Regions from separate parts of the Homo sapiens genome. Here regions 2 and 3 are each linked to region 1. The links are chromatin contacts, found by Hi-C or POLR2A ChIA-PET in ENCODE. All regions are on one chromosome and are shown on one strand. The core of a region is the stretch at or near the end of the contact, and the rest is flanking DNA. Distances in the headings are between cores, read along the strand shown. Region 1 has its middle 15 kb from the start of LEUTX. Region 2 holds the start of ZNF780A (zinc finger protein 780A). Region 3 holds the start of ZNF780B (zinc finger protein 780B).

Region 1 (3,752 bases), core at 929-3,428:
GGGGTTTCACCGTGGTCTCGATCTCCTGACCTCGTGATCCGCCCGCCTTGGCCTCCCAAAGTGCTGGGATTACAGGCGTGAGCCACCGCGCCCGGGCCACATTTTAATTTATTTAATTATCATGACGTTTTTATTTAGTTATCACAACAACTTTATGATGTAGACATTAACTGTTATTATCTCAATTTCCCAGATGAGGAAACCGAAGCTCAGAGAGGTGAATCACTTGCTCAAATTCATCCAGGTAGAAGTTGCAGAGATGGGACTCTCATTTAGGCTAACCTCTTGGTCCAGGGCCTTAACCACAACTGTGTCATCTCAGGTGGAGGAAAGAGAGAAGTGAAGCGCCTGGGGGCTGGTTGCAGAGAGGAAGTGGCTAACGTTACCCCAGCACTTCTTGACACTTACACTGAGACATGCAGCAGAAGGGACCAGTTTCCAGTCACTCTTCCCGCTTCCCACTGAAGTCACCCTCCAGGTCCCCCTTTGCTTTAACCAAGAGGCTTCAAACTGTCAAAGGAGAAGGCATTATAAAAGTCAAGCCAGGCGTGGTGGCTCACAGCTGGAATCCCAGCTACTCAGGAGGCTGAGGAGGGAGGATGGCTTGCAGCCAGGAGTTCGAGGCCAGCCTGAGAAACATAATGAGACCTCATTTCCTGAAGAAAAAAAAAAAAAAGAGAGCAGGTGGGGTGGTATGATGTTCTCTGAACATCTCTTCCCTGGGACTCCTCTCTTGGCACCCTTTCCCCTGAGCTTTAGAAGAGTGCCCAATTTTTTTGTCCATCGAGCAGTGTAATAAACCTACTCTCAAAAATTAAGACAGTTCGGCCGGGCACAGTGACCCATGCCTGTTAATCCCAGCACTTTGGGAGGCAGAGGCGGGTGGATCACGAGGTCAGGTAATCGAGACCATCTTGCCAACATGGTGAAACCCCGTCTCTACCAAAAATACAAAAATTAGCTGGGTGTGGCGGCGCGTGCCTGTAATCCCAGCTATTCGGGAGGCTGAAGTGGGAGAATCACTTGAACCCGGGAGGCGCAGATCGCAGTGAGCCAAGATCACGCCACTGCACTCCAGCCTGGCAACAGAGCGAGACTCTGTCTCAATAAATAAATAAATAAATAAATAAATAAATAAATAAATAAATAAAAATTAAGACAGTTCATTAAGCAGACGTGGAGACGGCCTGGAGTATGATAGGATTTTAGGATTTTTTTTTAAAGGCAGGAGACAAAGTTGTTAATCACAATTTGCCCATTATGTAGACTCTATGTGAATACAGACATGGAGAGGGCCAGGGAAAGAAGGAGACAGTTGCTTTGGGCATTGTAAGAAAACTCACTCTTCAATAGATGCTCTCTCTCTCTCTTTTTTTTTTTTTTTTTTTTGAGACAGAGGAGTCTCCCTCTCTCGCCTAAGCTGGAGTGCAGTGGTGCGATCTCGGCTTACTGCAACCTCCGCCTCCCAGGTTCAAGCGATTCTCCCACCTCAGCCTCCTGAGTAGCTGAGCTGGTATTACAGGCGAGGGCCACCACGCCTGGCTAATTTTTGTATTTTTAGTAGAGACAGGGTTTCACCATGTTGGCCAGAGTGGTGTCGAACTCCTGACCTCAGGTGATCCTCCAGCCTTGGCCTTCCAAAGTGCTGGTATTACAGGTGTGAGCCACCGTGCCCTGCCTTCAATAGATAGTCTTAAACAAAAACCTTAACAAAATAATCAGAGATATTGAGGGTTTTAAAAGAAATCTTTAGCATTTCAAAGGTTTGGACGAGGGGGATTGGATACATTTTTAAAATAAATTTTTTATTTTAGAATGGTTTTAGATTTACAGAAAAATTAAGGAGACAGTACAATTACGATTTGTCGGAATGTATAGCAGAATTTGCCCATAAAACCTTCTAGGACTTTCTTAGATCTTTTACTTCCTTTGTAAGTTCTTTGGTTATTGGTCCATTCAGACTTCCTATTTTTTCGTAGACTAATTGTTGCCATTAAAACTTCCATGAAGAATCTTCCATTTTCATCTTCATTTAAATTTTTAGGTTTAAAAAAAAAAAAAAAGAACCCTCTGCCTCCCCAGGCCCCTGGGGATCCAACCCTCGCTCCTGATTGGACATCAAGGATAAGGGGTGAGGCTTAAGCGCTGAGTGACATATTGAAAGTCGAGCGGGGAACTTGGACAGAACCTCTTGTTAGAAAGCAGGTTGGGGCGGCCGGGTCAACTCGTGTTTCCCGACCAGTTTGTGGACCTAGGAAACAGGGGTCCCTGTGCACAACAGGAGTGCTGCCCACCGGCAGGAGATGGCACAGAGGACCACAGCCTGGCTCAGTTCCCCTGCAAACATCATCCCAAGCGCCCCGCGCGCTTTCATGGGATGTTCGCGGAGCGCCCCCTGGAGCTCAAAGGCTGGTGGTGACCCTGGAGTTAGGCATCTGGGCTGCTTAATACATTCATTTCCCAAACTCTCAGGACATGGCTTAGCCCCAGGCTTCTGGGATTGCTCCCCAGGATCAGTTCCCACTTCCCAGTCAAGTTCCACCACCACGACCCCTTGCTTCACCGGGGGGTGAGATGCAGCTCACCAATTCCTCCGAAGACAGACATCCCTGTTACATGTAGGGAACAGCTTTTGTTGTTGTTGTTGTTTTAAAAAGCTCCCACCACACCTGCCACCAACAATTCTCAATGTTTTATTTTTCTTAAATGTTCATGCAAACAGAATAACAAAGTAAACAACCGTGTACTCACTATTTCACCGCTTAATACAGTCGTTTATTAAATTTCAGAAGTAAGCTATGCTCACCATAAAAAATGCCTAAACATTACGAAAGTCAAAAGCAAAACTCCAGGCTGTGGTCTTATCCTCCAGCTCATAGGGTCCCTTCTAGAGAACGTGGTTGTATTTGCAAATCTGCACTCAGAGGATGGGTGGGTTACAAGAGAGCACTCTATACCAGGGGTCCCCAACACCCCCGCTCCCCACCCCCACAGACGGGTACCCATGGTGGCCTGTTAGGAACCAGACCGCCACAGCAGGAGGTGAGCAGCGGGCCAGCCAGCAAAGCTTCATCTATATTTGCAGCCACTCCCCATCGCTGGCATTACAGCCTGAGCTCCGCCTCCTGTCAGGTCAGCTTGGGCACTAGATTCTCACAGGAGCGCAAACTCTATTGTGAACTGCGCATTCGAGGGATCTAGGTTGCATGCTCCTTATGAGAATCGAATGCCTGATGATCTGTCACTGTCTCCCATCACCCCCAGATGGGACCATCTAGTTGCAGGAAAACAAGTTCAGGGCTCCCATTAGATTTGACATTATGGTGAGTTGTATACTTATTTGATGATATATTATAATGTAATAATAATAGAAATAAAGTGCACAATAAATGTATTATGCTTGAATTTTCCCCAAACAATCCCCCACCCCAACCCACCCACCCCACCGCTGCCGTCTGTGGAAAAATTTTCTTCCACGAAACCAGTTCCTGGTGCCAAAAACATTGGGGACCGCTGCACCTCACAGTTCCGCAGCTGCTACCATCCTGGTTTATCGATACATCTTGAGGCCTCCAGGTCAGCCCCTGCAGCTTTACCTTCTTGTTTATAGCTGCATAGACTTAGATGGTCAGAGAATAGTCCAGTCTCTGTTCCATCCAGCTTTAGAGCCTCAGCGTTTCTTCACATCAGTCACTTACTTATTAATTATTTAAAGGTTCTTGCTTCTTCTTCCTGAAACTAAAGGAGAGGTA
Region 2 (3,752 bases), core at 499-2,998, 300 kb before region 1:
ATATAAATGAGATCAAGTAAGTTGATATGTAGCTCAAATCTGCTATACCCTGTTGCTTTTCTGTGTTTGTTCTATCAATTACCAAGAGAGATATATTGAAATATCTGACTATAATTGTGGATCTGTCTCCTTTTCGATCTAATAGATTTTTCTTCCCATACTTAGAAGCTTTGCTTTTAGGAGCAAAATTTATGTTTGTTTTTTTCTACTCGATGAGCTATCTCCTTTATCATTATTATGCCCTTCTTTATCTCTGGTAATAGTCTATGTCCGGAGTCTACTTTGTTTTTAATAAAGCCACTCCAGCTTTCTTTTGACTAGTGTTAGGATGGTGTATATTTTTCCATCCTTTTACTCTTAACCTTTTAGTGCTTTTCATTTAACATATTACCTGTAGGTAGCACCCATTTGGGTCTGACTTTTTGTTTATTTATTTATTTAATTATCTTTTTTTATTATACTTTAAGTTCTAGGGTACATGTGCACAAAGTGCAGGTTTGTTACATATGTATACATGTGCCATGTTGGTGTGCTGCACCCATTAACTCGTCATTTACATTAGGTATATCTTCTAATGCTATCCCTTCCCCCTCCCCCGACCCCACTATAGGCCCCGGTGTGTGATGTTCTCCACCCTGTGTCCAAGTGTTCTCATTGTTCAATTCTCACCTATGACTGAGAACATTTGGTGTTTGGTTTTCTGTCCTTGCGATAGTTTGCTCAGAATGATGGTTTCCAGCTTCATCCATGTCCCTACAAACGACATGAACTCATCCTTTTTATGGCTGCATAGTATTCCATGGTGTATATGTGCCACATTTTCTTAATCCAGTCTATCATTGATGCACATTTGGGTCTGACTTTTTAAAAAATCCAATCTGACAATCTTTTTAAATTAAGGTGTTTAGACCATTTACATTTAATGTGATTATTGATATGGTTGAGTTAATCATCTTATTTGTTTTCTGTCACAATTCTGGAATGAAAAGACGTTTTGCTCTTTATTATTACATGTTTCCTCCTTATGTAGCATAGGAAACTAGAAAAATGATTTTGAAAGTTAAATATTGTTAGACTACAACAGTGAAATCAGGCTCTTCCTAGGAAAAGCAAGCCCTTTTTTGCATTTGTTTATACTATTTTAACAAAGTGTTAATTATTCATCCTTCAAGATAAGGCAAGTAATTATCTGTGTATTTTTATCCGTTTCCATGTCGTCCTGAATCACGTTTTTCTCTCCAGATAACAGGAACATTGTCTCGAAGAATCCAGGACATTTGATTCTGAAATCTCCAATGTGAACCACACTTCCTCTCCTAGTATATAACCAACCAATTCTTTAGTTCAAGCTTTTCAAATTTATCCTAAGTCCCCTTCAAATAGCACAGAGAAGTGGAAGCCTATCGCTGGGGTCTGAGACAAAGGAGTTAAAGCACCTACATGTTGACATAATTTTACTTTAAATTCTTCTTTCTTCTTTAAAAGTTCTGCTCATTTGCATTCTCCATGGAGAGAAAAAGTAAATTATACTGACGCTCCGAGAGGGAAACGCTCTTCTCACATGGGGATCCTTGCTCATGGCAACAACCTGTGCACCCCGCGGGCTGGAACTCCCACGAATCCACTAGGCTCGGCTCCCTTAGGGGTCAGCCCCCATAGTATGCTGGGATCAACCTGAACGGATCACAGCTCAAGGCTTCTGAGGCTTTTTCTGTTCGGGACTGTATTTCCCAGCGGCCACCGCGCCAGTCCACTTCCGGTCTCCGGGGTCGACGACATAGCGGGGTAAGGTCTTCACGTCTGAGGAAGAGATCTGTGGCTGCGGGAGATCTCTGCGGATTGGGGCTCCAGCCTGACTGACCCGACAGTGCGGGTGGCCTAGGGGGAGGCGCTCAGAGTAGGAACCCGGGGGTGCAGACGGGATCTGCCGGATCCCCAGGCGTGTGTGTGCGCGGGTATCAGAGGAGGGGGATTGTGAGATCATGAGTGACGGAGGGGACTGTGAGTGTGTGCGTGAGGTTCTATGCACAGGCCCGGGAGGGCGTGTGGACGCAGCGCACTTTGCTGAGTGACACTGTGCCGGTGCCCCTAGGCTCCTGCTGCTTCCTCCCTCTTTCCGCTTCACAGCTGCGGGGACTGCAGCAGAGGAATGGCCCCAGTAGGGAGGTCAGATATTGAGCCGAGAATGAAGCTTTACACAAGAAAGCGCAGAAGTGCCCCCGAGTGTTCCCCAGGGGGGCAGCTACATGTTGAGAACCACAGCGTCCTCAGAGCTCTGTCCCCAGAAACCAGCTCCAAACTGGTTGTACTGGTTGAATCGATTCCTCTTCCTTTTACTTCCTTCCTATTTCGTGTGAAGTGAGGGAAATTGTGGCTATGGAGGGAGGGTGTTTTCAAACTTAGTCTGCGCTCCAAGAAATGCCTGGAGTCTCACGCTTGCCGTATCCTTCTCCAGTCGTATTTTTATCCAAAAGAAGGACCTGGAGGAGGATGAGAGCGTTACTGCTGCACACCTAAAGTCAAGGGTGAGTTTGTGCTTTGTATTTGTTCAAGACATGCGTTTTTGATTTTAGAATATTGAGATTTCCCCTTAAATTTTCAGTGAAACTAGGGGGATATGCAAATTGATTCGTGCCCCCTCCTTCACCTTTCCACTTAATAGTCACAAAACAATTTGGCAAATCGTTCACACCTTCCTGTGCGCTCTCTTTTTCGAAGCTGGTATAGAAATACACCTCCAGTAGTTAATATTAAAGCTCCATTTTAGACCCATATTTGGGAAGGAGGAGATTAGTGTTTAGGTGGAATCACACACTAGACATCAGTTGGTCTTTACAGACCTCCTTTTCAAAACAGGGAAGAATGGAGATGGTTGGATGATCTCCATTGCCTGTGAGGCATTCGGTAGTGGAAAAGTGACCGCACAGAAATTGGTATCAACAAGAGCCAGGATTTTTCCAGGGAGTCCATGAGATGATATTTGTAATACTTGCCAGATCTCTCTGAGGTTTGGCAGCTCCAGTTGTGTTTTAGGCGTGTGTGTGTGAGTGTGTGTGTGTGTGTGTGTGTGTGTACTGTGAGAGGCAGTACACTGTTGTGGTTAAGAATAGGGGAGTGGATCCAGAGTATCTGGGTTGGAATATTGGTTCTGTCATTAGAATGAATTAATATCGTAAAGCCCCTTAGAGCAGTGCTAGGCATATAATAATGTTTAATATGTTTTAACTGTTGTTTTTTGTGTAGTCATTTTAAGTCATTCCCCTTGACTCTCTACAGAACAGGAGCATTGGGAATATGTGATTCATTGCGACTGCTGGTTGTATATTAAGAAAATGAGTGAGGGGCTCAAATGATCTAGGACAGAAATTCTTTCTTTTTAAATCGACAGATATAATTGTATGTATTTATCATGTGCAACATGAAGTTTTATGGTATGTATACATTGTGGAATGACTAAATCTAGCTAATTAACAATGCATTACCTCACATAGTTATCATTTTTGTGGTGAGAACACTTAATATCCACCCTCCTAGCATTTTTCAAGACTACAGAATATTGTTATTAATTGGAGATACCCTGTTGTGTAATAGATCTCCTGAACTTATTTCTCTTATCTTCCTGAAATTTTGTATCCTTTGACCAACATTTCCCCAGTCAACACTGCCCTCCTTCCTCCCTCACCCACATTACCCCAGATCTGTAAATACGATTCTACTCTCCACTTCTATGATATCAACTTTTTTAGATTTGG
Region 3 (3,752 bases), core at 352-2,851, 260 kb before region 1:
TATCATAGTATTCATACATTTTCAAATTTTTACTACTTTGGACAATATATAGTGAGCTGTTATTGATTTCTAATTTAATTCCATTTTTGTCAAAAACATTCTTTGTATGACTTGAGTCCATTTACTCATTTATGGAGACTTGCTTTATGGCCCAGAATATGGTATACGCTGGAAAGTGTCTCCTGTCCACCTAAGATGAATTTTACTGTCTTTGAGAAGAGTGTTCCAGAAGTGTAAATGAGATCAAGCAGGTTGATATGTTGTTTAGATAATCTATACCCTGTTGCTTTTCTGCATTAGTTCTATCAATTACCAAGAGAGATATGTTGAAATATCTGATTATAATTGTGGATTTGTCTGTTACTTTATTGATCTAACAGGTTTTTACTCACATACTTAGAAGCTGTATTAAGAGCATAATTTAGGTTTGTTCTTTCCACTGGATGAACTGTATCCTTCATCATTATGATGATGTAACTTTCTTTATCCCTGATATAGTCTTTTTGGTGAAGTCACTTTGTTTTTAATATAGCCACTCCAGCTTTCTTTTGACTAGTGTTAGGATTTTATATATTTTTCCATCCTTTTACTTTTAACCTATTAGTGCTTTTATATTTTAAGTATTACCTGTAGGTAGCACGTATTTGGGTCTGACTTTTAAAAAAAAAATCCAACCTGACAACCTTCTTAAGTTAAGGTGTTAGACCAGTTACACTTAATGTGATCATTGATCCAATTAAGTTTGTTATCTTGCTATCTGTTTTCTGTCACAGTCGGGAATGAAAAGACATTTTGCTCTTCATTATTCCACGTTTCCGCTTTATATAGCATAGGAAACTACAAAAATCATTTTGAAAGTTCAATGTTGCTAGATTACAACAGTGAAATCAAGCTTTTCCTACGAAAAACAAACCCCCTTTGGCATTTATTTAGACTGTTTTAAGAAAATGTGTTAATTATTCATCCTTCAAGATAAGGCAAGTAATTCTCTGTGTACTTTTATCTGTTTCCATGCCGTCCTGAATCACGTTTTTCTCTCCAGATAACAGGAAGATTGTCTTGAAGAATCAAGTATATTTGATTCTGAAATCTCTCATGTAAACCACACTTCCTCTTCTAGTATAAAACCAACGATTCCTTTTCTTTCTTTCTTTCTTTTTTTTTTTTTTTTTGAGACGGAGTCTCTCCAACCATTTCTTTAGTTCAGGCTTTTCAAATTTATCCTAAGTCCCTTCAAATAGCACAAAGGGGAAGCCTATGCTCGGATCTGAGACGAAGAGGTCAAAGCAGCTACATTTTGACGTAATTTTACTTTAAATTCTTCTTTAAAAGTTCTGCTCATTTGCATTCTTTTGCATAGAGAGAAAAGGTAATTTACCCTGACGCACCGAAAACAGCAACGCTCCTCTCAGATGGGGATTCTCGCCCGTGGCCGCAACCTCTGCACCCCACGGTCTGGAACTCCCACAAATCCATTAGGCTCGGGTCCCTTAGGAGCCCCCAATGTATGCTGGGATCAACCTGAACAGACCATAGACCAAGACTTCTGAGGTTCTTTCTGCTCAGGACTGTATTTCCCAGAGGCCACCGCACCGGAATTAGCGGTTCCACTTCCTGTCTCCTGGGGTTGACGACCTAGCTGGGTAAGGTCTTCACGTCCTAGGAAGAAATCGGTGGCTGCGGGAGGTCTTCGTGGACTGGGACTCGAACCTGACCGACCCGGCAGTGCGGGTGGGCGAGAGCGAGGCGCTCAGAGGAGGAACCCGGGGCGCAGACGGAATCTGCCAGATCCTTAGGCGTGCGTGTGCGCGGGCATCAAAGGATGGGGATTGCGCGATCTTGAGTGACGGAGGGGACTGTGTGAGTGTGTGCGTGAGGCCCTGTGCACAGGACCGGGACGGCGTGTGGACGCAGTGCGTTTTGCTGGGGCTGTGTGAGTGTCACTGTGCCGGTGGTACTAGGCTCCTGCTGCTTCCTCCGTCTTTCCCCTTCAAAGCTGCAGAGGCTGCAGCAGAGGAATGAAAATGTCCCCAGTAGGGAGGTTAGATATTGAACCGAGAATGAAGCTTTGCACAAGAAGGCGCAGATCTGGACTCGGGGTGGGAATATGAGAGCTGGAAGTGCCTCTTGAGGGTCCCCCAGGAGGGCAGCTACATGTTGAGAACCCAGCGTCCCTCAGAGATCTGTCCCCAGGAACCAGCTTCGAACTCAGACCGATTCCTCCTCCTTTTATTTCCTTCTCATTTCGTACGAAGTGAGGGAAGTTGTGGCCATGGAGGGTGCTTTCAAACTTAGTCTGCGCTCCAAGAAAAGCCTGGAGTCTCACGCTTGCCGTATCCTTCTCCAGTCGTATTATTATCCAAAAGAAGGACCGAGAGGAGGATGAGAGCGTTATTGTTGCACACTTAAGTCAAGGGTGAGTTTGTGCTTTGTATTTGTTCAAGAAATGCGTTTTTGATTTTAGAATATAGAGGTTCCTGTAAATTTTTAGTGAATTTCAGGAGAATATGCAAATTGATTCTTGCCCCCTCCCATTGTGCCGCCTCCCAGCGAGCCGTTCCCCACCCCGCCCGCTCCCCACCTTGCCATTTAATATTCACAGAGCCATTTGGCAAATCGTTCACACCTTCCTGTACGCTCTCTTCTTCTAAGCTGGTATAAAAATAGTCCTCCAGAGGTTTATATTAAAGCTTTATTTTAGACTCTGCTTTGAAAAGAAGATTAGTTTGTGGAATCACACGCCAGGTTTCTGACTCTTTACAGGCCTCCTTTTCCAAGTAGGGAAGAATGGAGATGGTTGGGTGATTTCCATTCGTCTGTGAGGCTTTCAGGAATCGGAAAGTGATTGCACAGAAATTGGTATCAACCAGAGTCAGGATTTTTCGGGAGAGTCCATGAGATGATAATTGTAATACTTGCCAGATCTCTGTGAGATTCGGCAGTTCCGGTTGCATTTTGGGCTATTTGTGTGAACTGTGAGAGGCAGTACGCTGTTGCGGTTAAGAATAGGGGAGTGGATCCAGAGTATCTGGGTTGGAATGTTTGTTCTGTCCGTTTCTGGTCTTCTCAGGCTTGTAATGAACATTAGAATGAATTAATACTCTAAAACCTCTTAGAGCAGTGCTAGGCATATAATAATAAATGTTTAATGTTTTAGCTTTTGTTTTCGTGTGGTCATTTTAGGTCATTTCCCTTGACTTTCTATAGGACAGGAGCATTGGGAATATGTGATTCATTGTGATTGCTGCTTGCATAGTAAGAAAATGAGTGAGTTGCTCAAATGATCTAGGACAGAAGTTCTTTTTAAATTGACAGATAAAATTGTATGTATTTATCGTGTGCAACATGATGTTTTATAGTATATGTACATTGTGGAATGACTAAATCTAGCTAATTAGCAATGCATTACCTCACATAGTTATCATTTTTGTGGTGAGAACACTTAATATCCACTCTCTTAGCACTACAGAATAGTTATTAATAGTAGTTATTAATAGTAGATACGTTGTTGTGTAATAGATTTCTTGAGCTTATTTCTCTTATCTTCCTGAAATTTTATATCCTTTGACCAACATTTCCCCAGCCAACACCATCTTCCCTCCCTCACCCACATTACCCCCGACCTGTAAACACCATTCTCTTCTCTAATTCTATGATATCAAGTGTTTTCTTTTTTTGAGAGAGAGTGTCTTACTCTGTTGCCCAGGCTGGAGTGCAGTGGCGTGATCTCGGTTCACTGCAACCTCTGCCTC

What was found. Hi-C counts contacts between places; a loop is a spot of excess contacts on that map. ChIA-PET counts read pairs that join two places held with the same protein, here RNA polymerase II (POLR2A). Pooled maps may share reads with other maps.
Region 2: a loop to region 1 is called in a pooled map, with 5 times the contacts of the local background. The contact joins the promoter of ZNF780A here to the enhancer-like site in region 1. A Hi-C loop is called at or near these places in 1 of 168 maps with a recorded cell type or tissue (CD8-positive, alpha-beta T cell), 1 of 37 single-sample maps with no recorded cell type and 9 of 50 pooled maps. POLR2A ChIA-PET finds 5 or more read pairs at or near these places in 3 of 52 experiments (GM12878, OCI-LY7 and Panc1).
Region 3: a loop to region 1 is called in a pooled map, with 4 times the contacts of the local background. The contact joins the promoter of ZNF780B here to the enhancer-like site in region 1. A Hi-C loop is called at or near these places in 6 of 50 pooled maps. POLR2A ChIA-PET finds 5 or more read pairs at or near these places in 2 of 52 experiments (OCI-LY7 and RWPE1).

The regions. Positions count from the first base shown.
Region 1 is chr19:39,791,802-39,795,553 of GRCh38, reverse strand. No RefSeq gene overlaps it. Among named protein-coding and RNA genes, the nearest start is that of LEUTX, 15 kb to the right of the region's middle. Within about 2 kb of position 2,178, at least 2 of the 41 ENCODE cell types and tissues checked have a DNase peak (open chromatin) inside an H3K27ac peak, as active enhancers do; they include GM12878, where a contact is called at or near this core.
Region 2 is chr19:40,088,939-40,092,690 of GRCh38, reverse strand. ZNF780A (zinc finger protein 780A) reads left to right here and starts at 1,748. Exons shown (of 6, transcript NM_001142578.2): 1 at 1,748-1,785; 2 at 2,456-2,525. RefSeq lists a silencer at 1,597-1,926 and an enhancer at 1,474-2,015.
Region 3 is chr19:40,054,080-40,057,831 of GRCh38, reverse strand. ZNF780B (zinc finger protein 780B) reads left to right here and starts at 1,601. Exons shown (of 5, transcript NM_001005851.3): 1 at 1,601-1,643. RefSeq lists an enhancer at 1,612-1,741.